2 separate regions of the Homo sapiens genome follow, and region 2 is linked to region 1. Evidence: chromatin loops called from intact Hi-C (ENCODE). Cell type or tissue: ascending aorta. All regions are shown on one strand. Each heading gives the region's core, and the rest is flanking DNA. Links, peaks and the distances in the headings are about the cores only. Region 1 overlaps ANKRD6 (ankyrin repeat domain 6). Region 2 overlaps ANKRD6 (ankyrin repeat domain 6).

Region 1 (8,336 bases), core at 84-8,083:
GGTGGGGCCATGGTTCATTGATGTTTGAATGTTTCTTCACAGTGAAACTTGTAGGGGAAAGCAAAGGAAACATGTTTGCTTGAGAATTTGGAGTTTGGCAGGGCAGTTCTCTAGATAGAAGTTGATTCACATCAAAAAGTGTTATTTCTTCTGGATGTCACCCTTGATGTGGCACCTTGGGAGCCGACATGCTTAGAGCATTTGAAGCGAATGGTCTTCTCTATGACCCAGCAACAGGGCTAAGAAGGCTACTCAGGTGCACAAGGAGAGGAACACGCTGTGTTCTGCAACCTCCTGGCATTAGCCTGGGTGCCCATCAGGAGGAGGATGAGTAAATAATAAGTGAACCAGAACTACATGAATAACATGAAAAACAAATCTCAAAAATACAAGGTTAGACAAAAAATGCCAAATTATATTGTATAGTTGAAAACTATTAGGCCAGGCACAGTGGCTAACGCCTGCAATCTCAGCACTTTGGGAGGCCGAGGCAGGCGGATCACTTGAGCCCAGGAGTTCAAGACCAGCCTAAGCAACATGGTGAAACCCCATCTCTACAAAAAAATAGAAAAAATTGGCTGGGCATGGTGACACATGCCTGTGGTCCCAGCTACTCAGGACACTGAGGTGGGAGGATCGCTTGAGCCAAAAGGTTGAAGCTGCAGTGAGCCATGATCATGCCATTGCACTCCAGCCTGGGCAGCAGAGTGAGACCCTGTCTCAAAGAAAAAAAAAAACAAAGGTTTGAAACAAGCAACACAATGTTTATATATATTGTCTTTGACTATAAACATGTAGTAAAAAATATAATGAAAAGCAAAGGAGTGATGAATACCAAATTTGAGAGAGTGGTTACCTCTGGGGATGGAAGAGAAATGAGACCTGGGAGTTGTTCACGAGGAATGTCAATGATTTATTTTTTTTCTTGAAATGGTTGGTGGTTATGTGAAGTTTAGAATATTACTTATGTTTTTTAGTGGTTGAAATACTTCATAATTTCAGTTTAGTGTTTTTGTTTGTTTGTTTTTTAAGGCAGGGTCTTGCTCTGTTGCCCAGGCTGAAGTGCAGTGGTACAATCACAGTTCACTGCAGCCTTGACCTCCTGGGCTCAAGTGATCCTCACACCTTAGCCTCCTAGGTAGCTGGGACTACAGGCACATGCCACTGTGCCCAGCTAATTTTTAAAAAAGAAAATGTTTTTATAGAGATAGGGTCTCGCTGTGTTGCCCAGGCTGATCGCAAACCCCTGGCATCAAGTGATCCTCCCACTTCAGCCTCCCAAAATGCTGAGATTACAAGTGTGAGCTACTACACCCAGCGTAGAATTTTTTTTTAAAAAGAGGAAGAACCGGCCAGTCATGGTGGCTCATGCCTGTAATCCTAGCACTTCGGGAGGCCAAGGCGGGTGGATCATTTGAGGTCAGGAGTTCAAGACCAGCCTGGCCAACATGGTGAAACCCTGTCTACTTGAAATACAGAAATTAGCTAGGTGGTAGTGGTGTGCACCTGTAATTCCAGCTACTCGGGAGGCTGAGGCAGGAGAATCGCTTGAGCCTGGGTTAGCCTGGCATTAGCCTGGGTGCCCATCAAGAGGATGATGAGTAAATAATAAGTGAACCAGGATGCAGAGGTTGTGGGGAGCCGAGATGGCGTCGCTGCACTGCAGTCTGGGTGAGAGAGTCAGACCCTGTCTCAAAGAAAAAAAAAAAAGGAAGAACCTTTCCTAATCAGTTCAATCAACAGTTTTAATTTTCACCTGTTACTAACTGGACTCCTCTGGGGCTGATGACCATGACATCTTGCTGTTCTCCCACCTCTTGCCCAGGTTCATCATGGCCACTTCATTATTCCTCAGTATTAGCACCAGTGAGAAATTAAGAGAAGGCACAAAACCCCTCGTTTTGCTACTTGATAGTCTGATGAGTGGAGAGTAGAAATAATGCACTAAAGGAAATCTTCACATTTTGAACATATCGTGTTCATTGATTGCAATGACAATAGCCAAGGTTAACTGAGACAAACTTGAATTTTGGTTAACCCATAAGAATCTCCTGCCAATCCAAAGGGGCAGGAGGGAGTGATCATCCGAAAGCCCCTGTGCAAACCTTGCTCTAGGCCCTCTGTCTCCCAAGGGAGTAGCATTGAGGACTTGTTCCGAAATCATTGTTCATTTTGCATTCACAGCATGGCCGGACTCCCCTGCATCTTGCTGCCAATAAGGGCCATCTTCCTGTGGTCCAGATCTTGCTGAAGGCTGGCTGCGACCTTGATGTCCAGGATGATGTGAGTAGAAGCCATCATTCTATCAGGCTGAGTTGGCAGGGGAGGTTTTCTGGCTAGAAATCCACAAAGTGTAAGCTGTGAGATGGGAGGGTAGTAGATGCTCTCGCAGCACATTTTAGCTGCATCTTGGTCTCTGTGGCAGCAAGAACTTCCTCTGGAAGACCTGCTCTGAGGCCCATTCTCAGTAGCAAGTTAGAGTTTGGGAGTGTGGGGTGGTTCTCCATCATGGTTCACTTCCTGTCTATTATTCAAGTGATCACTTCCTCTCTATTGTACAAAATGCCTCAAAGGGGATTTTTGCCTGTGTCCTGTCTCAGCATAAAGAGACACACACATGCACATTAGTGAGTATGGGCAAGACTTGCCGGAAATGTGTGTCAATGACCAAATTTACCATTGGAGAAAAAATGGGGATTAAAAACTTAATTTTTTTCTCATCTTAATTTCTCTTGGTCAGTGAATATGACATGGAAAATGATCTATTCAAGTTGGGGAGTTGGGGGAAGACACAGATCTCATGGAATCTAAGAAAAAGGAGGCCTCCAGAAAGAGTTTACTCTGCCACCATGCTATTATTGAGACATGGCCATCAACCAACTCAGCTCTGAGTCTATTCATTCAGGTTATCTAGAGATGGACTCTGATTGGCTCCTCTGGCATCAAGTGGCCAATCCTGAGTGAGTCAGCAGTGGCTGGGGTGGAGTCACGTAGTACAGTGGGCTGCCCTACTGGGTCTTTGGAGAAGGTGGTTCTCTAAGAAAGGACCATATAAATTGTCCTCCAACAGCTATTAGGAAAAGGTCTTTTGATAATACAGTTGAAAACTATTTTTAGAAATGGTTGCAACACTAATTCATGTAGTAGAACTCTAAGAAATAAGAACTTTTATGGGGAACACAGAATGTTGGAGTGTTTGCACTTATAACCTCTTCCAAATTCACCTTTAATAACTGTAGTTATAGAGTGTGATTCAAATTTCACATCTTCAGATATGCTACAGTGTGGTTTACTAAAGTGCTTCTAGTTTTCTTTGGGTCTGTGTATAATGTCATAAAACTTGGCAAACACACAGTAAGAAGGACAGTACTTGCAAAGAAATAACTATGACTGTTTTATGCATGGGCAGAAGGCCATCCAGTGTCTTTCATAAATCTCTGGTTATATCTGGAACTTGCTGGGTCATCAAAGATGTTATTTTCAAAAAATGTTGATTTAGCTTTAAGCCATTGATTTCTACCTTAGGTCATAATACTTTTTTATTTTCCTGCACTATGGTCATCATAACATTCTCAACTATATCATATCCTTAGATGACAGGAACAAAAATACAAGGAGAGAGAAAAGATTTTGGCCACAGAAAAGGTGGGGAATTGAGTTATTACTGGTGCAAACATGTTGGGATGCATTTGGTCTTCTCTTCGCATAATTAAAGGCTTTGCTTGCCACAGTGGCAAGGCCAAAATGCCAGGCATGCTAACCCATTCCAACTTGACACCCCTGCCTCACATCCTGGGCTCTAAGTATCACTGTGTTCTCATGCAGCAAAAGCCTTGCTAATTTCCTAGAACTGCTGCTGTTTATACCAGGCAAGGTAGGAAGTGAAACAGGCAAGAATTTTCTTAGGTAGCCAAAGTGAGACGTGTCAGCAGAAGAAAAGCCAGCTCTACTTTTAGACAGAGAGAGTCCCTTTTATTTATTGAAGGTATTTTCTTGCATCTTTTCCTTGTCCTAGAGAGACAATGCATATATTGCTTCTCCCAGATAAATTAAAATAAAAATACAACAACAAGAAATAATTGGGAGTGGAGAAGGTAGAATTGACCTTCACTAGTTCTGAAGAAATGCATTTGCCAGCAATATGATCCATGCCTGTTCTCTGTGTATTTACCATGCTGTTGATGACCAGCCTTGAAATACATGCAAGAAATCAAGGAAGAAAACTCTTGATGTGTGTCCTTTAAAGAATCTAGGAGATCAGTTATTTGAAAAAATCTCAGAAGTTACCTGTCTTGGATGGTGGGTAGAAACAGAGAATGTTAATGATATGAAGAATTTACTCCTAACTTCATATTCTACAGATACTGATCTTTATGGCATGGTAAGAACTGAGAATTAGTTGAAGAATGACCTCCAGTGGCCTGGAGTGGGATTATTATGAATTTCAACCTGTGGAAACCAGTTCTTTAGATTATGCAACTCCAGGAGCAAATTCTTTCTTGCTTCCTGCCAATCGTGTCAACTCTCATTGGAGCGCTAATGCCATCTCTGATTGGTCAATGAGCAATCACATAGCTCCCGCCTCAGAAATAGTCCAGGATGCTGTGGCCACAGTGAAAGCCATGAAAGAAGACAAAAATAAGAAAAACCACAGAGGGAAGGTTAGGAAGGACCCTAGAAGATCAGAGAGAGAAAAAGAGGTCAGCAACTTGCTTTACACACCTAACCTGTCTTGAGCTTCCTTGCAGTATGTCTGCCTGTGCCACATGGGGGTGTTTCCTCTTGAAGAGGCGCACACTGCACCCTTGCATGACTGAAATCTGCCAACACTACACTCACTCTTTTTCACCATGTAGGAAAGAAAAATAACAGTATTTCAAAACAAAGATTTAGACCTTATAGGCACCAAAGCTCTTAAAATCCCAAAGTGAGAAACACTGTCTCAGAAAAACTGAGAGCTGGCAGTTCACGTACTTCGCAAATGGGTCAACATGTTCCAAATCAAAGTGCCAAACTGCAAGGTTGCAGGCCCTTCAGGTTTCCAGCTACAGCATCTTTCCTTCTGCTTCTTGTAGTTAATCATTCAACAAATGCTTTTGGGGCAGCTCTAGTGGCTATGCTTTACTTTATGAAAGAGGCAGTCCCAACCCCACAGATGCATCTGACCTTTTCTGAGGCTCGTCCTAAGGTTAATGACTTCACAGGTTGGAAGCAGCTTGGGGTGAGTGCAAAGAGCCTTGACAATTTGATTTCTGGTCCAAGCATGCTGTCCTAGGCTTATCAATAAAATGAGAGAATTAGACATCAATAAAATGAGAGAATTAGACTTGGCACACAGTAGGGAGTCAATAAATATTCAGTCCGGGCCTGGTGGCTCACACCTGTAATCCCAGTGCTTTGCGTGGCTATGGAGGAAGGATTGCTTGAACCCAGGAGTTGGAGACCAGCCTGGGCAACATGGCAAAACTCCATCTCTACAAAAAATAAAAAAATTAGCTGGACATGGTGGCAAATGCCTGTGGTCCCAGCTACTCAGGAGGCTGAAGTGGGAAGATTGATTGAGCCTGGGAGGTGGAGGTTGCAGTGAGCTGAGATCATGCCACTGCACTCTAGCATAGGTGACAGAGTGAGACCCTGTCTCAAAATGAGTGGATGTTCACCAAATAGATAATTCAGTAAACACTGTTGAGAGTGCTCTACCTTTTCCCAGCATTTAAGAATTTCATGATTGACTTAGGTAGGTATCATATGCAAGTAAGAATTATGTCAAAGTAGCCACTTGTATGTATTGAGGCCACATCTTGTTTCTTCGTGTCATTTCAAGGAGGAAATGTTTCAATGGTAAATTTTAATCTTATAGGAGGAAAGAGTCCATTTGTAGATAACTGACCCTGTTTCAACTGAGGGCCTCAAGGTACTAAATTGTTTGTGTTGTATTCTAGGGAAGAATAGATCCAAGATGATAACCTGAGGCAGCTATTGTTTACATGTTTCATGTCTCTCACCTCAGAGCCTTTAATTCTCATCTTGGTTACTTGAGAAGGGTGGGTTTTTCAAAGCCTGAGAAAGCGTATTGCCCAGTCCTCCAGAACCATTCCAGCTAGTGTCAGCACAGCTAGCAGTACAGCCAAGGACAGCCACTTTTGGTAGGGAGAGTCCGAGCCTGGCCTGACAGCAGTGTTTATCTGACCCGGGCTCTCGGTGAGGTCTCTGTCTGAGAGGACGGCTGGAGGGGGAGCTGTGGCCTGGAAACAGGCAGGACAGCCAAAAGGTCCCCCAGAGGAAGGGGTGTGCAGGACCTTTGCCAGCAGCTTAGGACACTATGTGTTCTCGCCGCAACCTCACACAAGTCATTAGATTTCCTTGAGTCTTGCTAGTCTGGAAATGTCCTCCCAAGGTCTGAACTGAAAGTTAGATTGAGCTGCTTGCATTGAGCTAGAGTTTCACAAAGGAAAATTTTCTCAAAGGAAGCAAATACAGTAGATTGATGATGAAAGCAAGTAATAAATAACTTGGTGCCATTCCGGCTCCAAAGATACCTCAACTCATAATTTAGAGGGCAGCTTGTGAAACATGACAAAAAATATTTGACCTAAACCAAGGCTTAGGTTAGTCTGTGCCGTACCATCCAGTGAAGGCCCTTCGTGAAATAATTTGTACAGCAAGAGTGGCTAACACGACCCATATGCTCAGGGCTTGTTGCTCATACTTCATGAACAATACAGAGTGATAAGCTTTGTCCTGGAAAAAGTTGTTTTTATTGGTCCAAAGAGCACTAGAGTGTAAGTAGTTTGTGGTTATATTAAAAAGCCTGTAAGAAGTGGAAATCTAACCAAGTCAGCACTACCCTGAAAGCGTGAGCTGCAGTCGCGTGGTTCTTGCTAAGAAGGGCACTGTCTTTCTTAGCAGGTCAGTAATCATCATTGCACTGGAGGCCTATTTTGGGAAATTCCGTCACCATTCTGATAGAGAAATGGGAAGTCTTGGAAATCTTACGGAAATTTTAAAAAGTTGAGACGTGGGGCCAGGCACGGTGGCTCGCGCCTGTAATCCCAACACTTTGGGAGGTGGAGGTGGGCAGATCACTTGAGGCCAGGAGTTCAAGTCCAGCCTGGCCAACATGGTGACACCTTATGTCTACTAAAAATATAAAAAAAAAATTAGGCATGGTGGCAAGTGTCTGTAATCCCAGCTACTCTGGAGGCTGAGGCAGAAGAATCGCTTGAACCTGGGAGGCAGAGGTTGCAGTGAACCAAGATGGCACCACTGCACTCCAGCCTGGGCGACAGGGCGAGACTCTGTCTCTAAACAAAAACAAAAAGTTGAGACTTGGGCAGTATCTCATATGATTACTAGTTTCCTTGTCTAGAACTGCTTTCTAAGAGGTCTGAGGTAGACAGCGCAAATGGCACAGCCTACCTCCTGCAGCCACTGACCCAGCGGCCACATTCTTTTTTTAACCACTGCAAGGGTTCTCTTTGAATAAGGGGTCTGGGAAGGTGGATGAGAAGAAAATCAGCCTGAACCTAACTGATAACAGGAATAATAGTTTAGGATGCTGAAGGGGGGAGGTCGGTGGTGGCAGTGCTGAGGACAGTGATCTGTCCTCAGTGTCCTGACCCCCCCTCACTGCAGAAATTCCTTACCTTCCACAAATGAACAGTGGGAAGAGAGTCTGTGACAGGGACAGTCCTGTTACTGGGGTATTGTTTCTGCTCAGACTTCTAATAAGTAGCGGTTTTTCCTGATGCTAAAAGTTATCCGTGTTAAATATAAAAAGCTGGAAAATATTAAAAAGTATAAAAAGTTAAAAGAGAAAAATCCTTTCATGGATTTTTAAAGGGAGACTTTTTAATTTTAAGAAAGCAATTTTGAGTTTTAACTAGGATTTTTTATTGTAATAAAATATACATAGCATTAAATTTACTGTCTGAACATATTTACGTATACGGTTCAGTGGCATTAAGTACACTCACATTGTTGTGCAACCATCACCACCATCTATCTTTAGAACTTTGTTTCAGATTACATGTTTTTAATGTGCATTGTTTGTTACAGATCTGGGGAGTTTAGTAAGTAGAATCAGTATTTCGTTAAGGTTGTTTATAGGTAGCAGTGCATCCTTCTTTTAAAAAATCTGTTTTATCTTATGATGGCCTCTGTCCTCTTTTGGGCCAAGCACCAGGGACGCCCCAGAATGTTTTCTTTGCCCCTCTGGTGCTCTGCCAGGAAACTTCACAAAACTCTGACCAGCCACATCATAGAATCCAAGAAGGCAATGGAGGGACCCTGGGATCATCCAGGGTGACACACCTGAGGTCCAGCAGGGTGACAGG
Region 2 (8,336 bases), core at 139-8,138, 110 kb before region 1:
CCAGCCTGGGCGACAGAGTGAGACTCTGTCTCAAAAAAAAAAAAAAAGAGGAAAAATACTTAATTAAAAAAAAAATTTTTTTAAAAGAAATGAGACATACATAGAAGGAATATGAGGTGAAGAGACATAGAGAAGATGGCCATTTACAAGCTAAGAAGAGGGGCCTGAAAAGATGTTTCCCTCACAGCCCTCGGAAGTAGCCTACCCTGCTGACACCTTTATTTCAGATTTCTAGCATCCAGAACTGTGAGACAGTAAGTCTCTGTTGTTTAAGCCACCCAGTTTACATAATGCAGACATTTGGATGAATATTTACTTTGTGCTAGGCATTGCACTAGGTTTAGGAATACTAAGTCAAAGAAGTCAAGTTCTCTGTCTCGAAGGTACCTAGATTGGCATGTGCATAAAGAACCCTGGGGTTGTGCAATTTTGGGCGATAAACAGGGCATCATGGGAGGCTAGGTTAGGCAAGGGTCAGGGAAGATTTCCCGGGGATGTATCACTTGAGCTGAATTTTGAAGAACCACTGGGAGCTTACTTAACTATTTTTCTGTTATTGGACACTAGGATGTTTCCGGTTATTCATTTTTACAAATGAGAACTTCCCTGTGTTTTTGGATTATTTCTTTAGGATAGATTCTCAGCAACGTACCACTACTGAGACAAGAATATGAAACCAGAAACATCATTTGAAGGCAGCATAATATTCTACCAGATGGAGCTTTCCTGGCTCATTGAATCATCTTCTTTTATTGGATAGCAGTCCCCCTAATGTTCTGTTTCCAGTGTTTTGTTATTATAAATAGTGCTGTAGCATACATTTTTTGCATAAAGCCTTTTTCCATAATTAGAATTATTTCTTTTTTTATTTTTTATTTTTATTTATTTATTTATTTATTTATTTATTATTATTATACTTTAAGTTTTAGGGTACTTGTGCACAATGTGCAGGTTAGTTACATATGTATACATGTGCCATGCTGGTGTGCTGCACCCATTAACTCATCATTTAACATTAGGTATATCTCCTAATGCTATCCCTCCCGCCTCCCCTAGAATTGTTTCTTTAGTGATTGAATCATAGAAATAGAATTACAGTATGAAAAAGGTTTACTTACTTTTCAAAAATACTGACATTCTCAGTAATAATCAAGTGAAATTTATTAACAAATTAATTTGATTTATTATAGTCTTTATATTGTTTGGGGTGTGTTAAAACAGTTTAATACTTCCTGCTTTTAAAGACTGAAACTTTCCTAGAAAGTAAAGTTTGGTTTGTATCACGTGTGATGAAGAACCCCTTTTCTTTAAGTTCCTCCTCCACCTAAAAGAAACTTGCTTTATAAAGGGCACAATACTGTCACAAACTTGCCCACACAATTTCTGTGCTGGTTTCTCACCAGCTGGTGTGTATATTGCATCGGCCTCTGTTCATACTCTCCTAGATTGTTGTCTGTCTGAAAGGTAACTATCCCAGAAGATCAGCCTTCCAAGTGAGCTATTTCTGTTCTATTTTGTGTGTCTTTCAAAATGACTCCTGCATTCTCCACCAGACTCAAAATCCCATTTATGTTGGCAGCATATCTACTGTAATAGAGTAACAGAGAACTGCAGTTATGGTGACACATGGGAATAGGGGCGCATGAAGGAGCCAGGTCAGGAATGACAGGGTGCTCTGTCCCAGTGAGGGGAGGGTTTGCCAGCAAGGATTGTATTGTTCCCTTCATCTCAAAAGTGAGTATGAGTACATTTTAGTCACTTAACAAAGTAATAAACATCAAGGGCTACTTATATATTTTGTATATTTTTTATATATTTTATATATTTTTTGTATATTTTGTATATATAGTTTTGTATATTTTTAAAAAAGATATCCTCCTCACTAATTACTTTTTAAAAATTTTACTTTTAAAAATCAGAAAAAAAAAATGCAAAGTTGGCTAGAAATAGTGGCTCATGCCTTGGCACTTTGGGAGGCCAAGGCAGGAGGATCACTTGAGGCCAGGAGTTTGAGACCAGTCTGGGCAACATAGTGAGACCACATCTCTACATTTTTTTTTTGTTTTTTTTTGCTGGGCATGGTGGTGCATGCCTGTAGTTTCAGCTACTTGAGAGGCTGAGGTGGGACGATCACTTGAGCCCAGGAGGTTGAGGCTACAGTGAGCCATCATTGTGCCACAGCACTTCAGCCTGGGTGACAGAGTAAGACCCTGTCTCAAAAAAAAAAAAAATAGAAGAAGAAGAAGAAGCAAAGTTATATGTATTTTAAATATTATAGGAGCACACAATGTAGAAAGTGTAAGTATCCCATAATCCTACCCCACAAAGATAACCCACCATGGTCTGCAGTTTAGGACATATTTCTCTAAATTTTTTCCTTGCATTTAAAAAATACAGTGATGCTCAACTTCGTTAACAAAAAATGAAATACAAAGTAAACAAAAATGAGCATCCCCCACTTTAGCTCTTAAAGATAAAACAAAAACGTAAAAACAGTAGTTATATCCATGTTGGTGGCCACATAGCAAAATGGGTACTCTCATACAATGTTGGTAGGAATATAAATTGGTTCAAATTGAACATCTCAAACCTGAAAATCTGAAATGCTCCAAAATCCAGAAATTTTTGAGTGCCAACATGACGCTCAAAGGAAATGCTTATTGGAGAATTGTAGATTTTGGATTTTGGGATTTGATATGTTCAAAGTATAATACAAATATTCCCCAACCCCCCAAAATTCAAAATCGGAAACACTTCTGATTCTAAGCATTTCAAATTAAAGGATACTCAACCGTATAATCTATTTAGAGGGCAATTTGTCAGTAATGATCAAAATTTTATGTGTAACACATGTCATGTGCATTTCCTCTGTTGACTTTAGAAAAAGAGGAATGTTGATAGCTGTTTTATAATAATGTTATTAGCAATAGTGATCGTGGTAGTGGCAGGAATACTGCTGGTTGTGCTGCTTGCAGTAGTGGTACTGGTGGTACGGCTGGCAGTGCTGGTGGTACTGCTGCTGCTGCTGGTGGTGGTACTGCTGCTGGTGGTGGTACTATTGGCAGTGCTGATACTGTACCACTGATAGCACTGGTACTGGTGGTACTGGTGGTGCTGGTGATTTGAGCATTCACTGCCTTCTACTATGTGATGAAGCTTAACAAAGTCACATCCAAGTCTGCTTTGTACCCAGAACAGTGCCAGAGGGCAGTGTGGGTCAAAGCACCTCTTTTGATTCTCTCATAACATAGACAGAAAGATGAGCTTTCCAGGAGGAAAGATTTTTACCATTGCCCCTCATAAGGTGGAAATAGCTGGTGTCCATCCAAGCCCCTGCTCACACACTCAGAAGGCACTTCCTAGGAACTCCTTCCCCGCCTTTGCTTCTAAGTCCCAGACCAGCAGTGAGATTCTGCCCTTTGAAATATTTATAACATTCAATTCACTATAAAACACTTTGTAAATGTAAGTGCTGTAAGTGGCCCAAATTATATCAGCAGCTTTTTGAGAAATGGGAAAAGGAAAAGGAATTTAAGGGAATGGGATCCAGTGAGCCAACCTTGCTATTTTCAAACCAAAATAAATGGCCGTAGATCTGCATTTTATAATTTCAGAAATGACTAATGCTTGGACTATTTTTGAGCATTATAAGAGTGGCTTCATCCCAGTATAAATCATTCTTTCTACATTACACAGATTATGTTGCTTTTTAAATCAATTTTTTTATTTCATAGTCATTTTGTTTCCAGGTCTAAAAATCCTGAAATTCCTTTCTTAAGGGGGTCCCTTTGTATCAGCCACTAAGGAAGTCATTGAAACCTAACTGGCTTCTCCCAGCACCCACTACGTAGGCTACCCTCTCCCCAGTCCTGCAGGAAAGGCCCCTTGCCCACAAATGCACAGGGGCCGGAATTTTTCATTGTTGGAAATTCTCCCCACCTTGTGTAGATACTGTCTCCATCTAATCATCACTCCTTTGTTCTGCTGTTTGGAACCCCCAGAATAAATCTACTCTTTGTATCCTTCATGTATTGAGGATGGTCATACCCCTACTCCCACCCTCAAATGATTTCTTCCTCATTGGACAGGATTCCTGGAAGTTACCCTCCTGGTTACCTACTCCACTAGGTAGAATAGTACACAGACTGTCTATTCTCCCGAGTCCCCACCAACTTGTTCATAATAATGTATTTCTGATAATGAATCCTAAAATTGAGTTTGTTAACTTGTTTTTGGCACCCACATCACACCATTGTCTCATATTGATCTATAAACAAACCAAAACTCCAGACCAGTTGCTTTTTGAGCCTAAGTGCAAGATGTAACATGCTTCTCTGAAATGTTGTCTTTTTTCCTTTGGGCTCATTCTTTCCAGACCCAGACATCTTTTGGAATTCTGATTCTGTCCAGTGGGTCTTATCTAAAGCATTCCTCTCTCCCAGCACAGTGTCCTTGGATGACTTGAAAAGCCCGCCTGGTAGATTGCTGATGTATTTACTTAGGCCCAGGGCTCTGAAGAGGGTGACAAATCTCTCATAACGAGTTTGCCAAATGCATGCTGGCAGCCCACGGATTCAAGGCTCCTTAGAGAAGGCAGAAGAACAAAACCTAGGGCCTGGCTGTCAGAGGGTGCCACAGCTGCTGGGGTGGAGAATCTGCTGGGGTGGAGGATTGGAAGAGTTTTGGTTTGGCCATTGACATGTAAATGTCAGAGAGGCCTGAGGCTGTTCCCCAGTGGACCCTCCCGCCTTCCCACACAAAGCCCTGGCTCTGTGAGGGCCATGGCTTTGCCTTTGTGAGGCCTGGGCCATCCCAGCTGCAGAGGGAAGTCCCCGTAAGTATTCACTCTTGTAAAACTGTTCCATTTTGCACTGTGGTTGTCGACAGCAAGCTTCTCCCAGCTGCATGGAGTGGGAGTGTTCTCTTTGGAATGCGCTCTTTTCTGGATATAGACATAGGTCCTTTAAAGGTTTTTGAAATGAAAATGAATACTACTAGGTGATTATTAATTTGAATTATGTAAGGAGAGAAACAGAGAGATATATTTGTGCACGTGTATGTGCATTTACAAGAACAAGATTAGCTACAAGGTTCAAAGGACTTTTTGAATTTTACCTGATATTTCTGAAGGATAATTTTATTTTTGGCATTGTGTTTTCTGTAGTCCTCCTCTCTCTCTCTGTCTCTCTCTCTCTCTCTAACCTATTTTGAGACAGAGTCTCGTGCTGTTGCCCAGGCTGGAGTGCAGTGGTGCAATCTTGGCTCACTGCAACCTCTGTCAAGCGCTTCTCGTGCCTCAGTGTCCTGAGTATCTGGGATTACAGGTGTGCCCACCACCATGCCCTGCTAATTTTTGTATTTTTAGTAGAGATGAGGTTTTACCATGTTGGCCAGGCTGGTCTCAAACTCCTGACCTCAGGTGATCCGCCTGCCTCAGCCTCCCAAGGTGCTGGAGTTACAGATGTGAGCCACCGCGGCCGGCCAAGAATGAATATTTTGAAGTGTTTTTTCTTTTTTCCTCTGAAACTTCAGTGTCCTATATTCAATATGTGAATTGTGAAATACGTGATGCGCTTACCACAGGGTAGAGGATATATGTCTTTGTCATGCTGTGGGCTTATTTTTTTTATAAGTCCTTTACTAACTGGCCAGCGATTATTTAAAATATAAATTGAGATTTCATATTCAGAATGAGGAGTACTGGATTGAGTAAGAGGAAAATCTTGATCTTAAAAAATCTTGAAGTAAAAGGTTTTGTTTGGTAAAGTTTTCCCACATAGGACTCACTTCCTTAACTGCTTACAGAGATGGTGCTTTTAAAGAAAACATTTTCTTAATAAAATACAAATGTTTTCAGATCTCTCTGTCTTTGGTACAGATGCCTTTTGCAATATGAGTTCAGTACACAGTGTGCATCCTTAAGCCTTGAATATTCAGATACATTTTTGCTCTTTTAAAAGTAATTACAGTAATAGAATTATGTTTACATTCCAGAATACCCATAATGAGATTGGAAAAAAAAGTTCAAGCAGTCAGTCTTCTATCCAGAAGCCATAAATTCTGTTATTGAGTGTGAAATCTATTCTTAATTTTTAAATGTCTTTTGCTCTAATGAACTTAATTAGTGGAGTTTGGTACAGTGGAAAGAATACTAAACAAAGTGTTTTGAGACGTGGGCTCTATCTCTAGCTACCTAGGTGGCCTTAGGTGAATGTCTTCTGGACCTCAGTGATGGACTGTATCAATGGTTCTCAACTCAGGGGCCCTTGGAAATGTTGAGTGGGAACATGTCAGGTTGCCACACTGTATGGGGGCACTAATGGTTTGGGAACCCTGGATGTTAGGCATCTTGAAATGCCCCAGACTGTCTCACCCAGCCCAATGAAGAATTGGCCCACTCCAAATATCAATGACACCCCTACGAGTAACACTGGACTAGATGATTACTTAGGTTTTTCCTGCTTTGTTACTGTCAAGTTCATAAGTGGAGTATTGGCAAGCATCTAAAATAATGTGATGCCAATACGCTCAGTGTCTGTCTCTCACATTTAGCATTGAACGCTATGTTTTCTGGGGTGAAGTCATACCCAGTAATGCTGGGTCAGGACATGCGGCTGTGGCAACTCAGATTCAGAGCTTTGTTGCTGGGAGAAATCTCTACTGTAAGCACAGAAAATACTGATATGGCTCAAAAGCAGGTGCAGAGCTGGACCTGGGTTTTTTGGTTGGCTTTGGATTATCCTTATATTCTTTCCTCAAAGGGAAGCAGTGGGTTTGTGGCCACATGCTTGCCCCAAGGCCCTGGGCTTTTCTGCTGTAAACAAAGGGCAGCTGCCTCTTCACACTTCTCTGCTGCTTGGTGCTGTCCCATCTGTTGGGAAAGGGGGTCTCTGGAGCCTCCAGTGCTGCCCTGCAAACCCAAATCCGGCTGCCTGTTGTCAGGAACCATCTAGACAACTCTGACGAGGCAGAAGGGGATTTGGTCTGGAAAAAAGATTCCTGGGGTGTCTAAATTTTTTGGTAGGTTGGCATGATTAAATTACTCCTTATTTGATAGTGAAGTGCTGTTAAATGAAAGTCACACAGGAAAGCTTCTCTCTGGATTGTCTTTTTGTAGAAAGCAAAGGTGAGTTATTACTAATCCTCACCAGAAATTTGCTGTGATGTTTGTGCATATATACAACTCTTAATAACTACAGTGTTCTATTACCTGAAGCATGCGTTTTAATTAATGTGTTATTTTCCCTATAAAAATAATTTATTTAAAGAAAATTCAACTAAGAAAAATATCAGTAATAACTACATTTTGATACATATCTTGCCAGTCTTTAAAACATTTTTAAAAAATGGGGTCATAATGTATGATGTTTTACAACTTTCTTTGTTCACTTTGTAATATCTCATGTATTGTTTCTGAGACATATAGTCATGTGTCACATAACAACTTTGTAGCCAGTGACAGACCATCTATAGGAAGGTGGTCCCAAAAGATTATGATGGAGCTTGTGTAGAAACCTGATGTGTGGCACTTGAGATTGGCATTGCAGATCAAGTAGCAGAAATGATTGATATTCAGTAATGGTGCTGGGACATTTGATTATATACATATATGAAAAAATTATATAAATAAAAATATATATACCATCTAGGTTTATGTAAGTACACTCTATGATGTTCTCACATGACAAAATCACCTAACAGTACATTTCTCAGAATGTATCCATGTTTGTAACATGATTGTATTACACAATTTTACATGACTTCTGTCTTAGTTCAGGCTGCTATAACAAAATACCATAGACGGGTGGCTTAAGCAATCAGAAATTTATTTCTGACAGTTCTGAGAGCTGGGACATTTGAGATCAGGGTGTCAGCATGGATTAGTTCTTTTAAAAATTTTTTAAATATATTTTTAATTTTTAATTTTTTTGTAGAGATGGAGTCTCACCATCTTGCCTAGGCTGGTCTCAAACTCCCGGGCTCAAGCGATCTCTTTCCTTGCCCTCCCAAAGTGCTAGAGGTGCGAGCCACCCTGGTTCAGTTCTGTCAATGGCCCTCTTCCTGGTTTCCTTGCCATGTCCTCACATTTGTAGAGCAGAGAGAAAGGAAGCAAGCTCTCTTGTTATCTCTTCTCATAAGGGCACTAATCCCATTGTGAAGGCTTCACCCTCATAACCTAATTACCTCCCCAAAGTCCCATCTCCAAATCACATCACACTGGGGATTAGGGTTTAAACATATGAATTTGGGGTTGGGGGGTGGACACAAACATTCAGTCCATAGCAGCTACTGGTAATTCACTGAAAGGATGGTGCCGAAGAGTACAGGTCCTAGAG

Evidence for each region. A loop is a pair of places that touch in the nucleus more often than their neighbours do. Peaks named below come from ENCODE experiments on the same cell type or tissue, not always from the same donor. Only the 100,000 strongest peaks of a DNase experiment are listed, where the experiment ranks them.
Region 2: it touches region 1 in a loop (4-fold over the local background); 2 of 110 quality-filtered maps call a loop at or near these places.

The regions. Positions count from the first base shown.
Region 1 is chr6:89,593,732-89,602,067 of GRCh38, forward strand. It overlaps ANKRD6 (ankyrin repeat domain 6), which reads left to right. Exons shown (of 16, transcript NM_001242809.2): 3 at 2,185-2,283. Among named protein-coding and RNA genes, the nearest start is that of MDN1-AS1, 41 kb to the right of the region's middle. In ascending aorta, for the core only: a CTCF peak has its summit at 4,421; a DNase peak (open chromatin) is centred at 4,490; H3K4me3 peaks cover 568 bases; H3K27ac peaks cover 3,835 bases.
Region 2 is chr6:89,478,725-89,487,060 of GRCh38, forward strand. The region is part of intron 1 of ANKRD6 (ankyrin repeat domain 6); the gene reads left to right. Among named protein-coding and RNA genes, the nearest start is that of ANKRD6, 50 kb to the left of the region's middle. In ascending aorta, for the core only: a CTCF peak has its summit at 3,267; a DNase peak (open chromatin) is centred at 4,537; H3K4me3 peaks cover 1,986 bases; H3K27ac peaks cover 4,092 bases.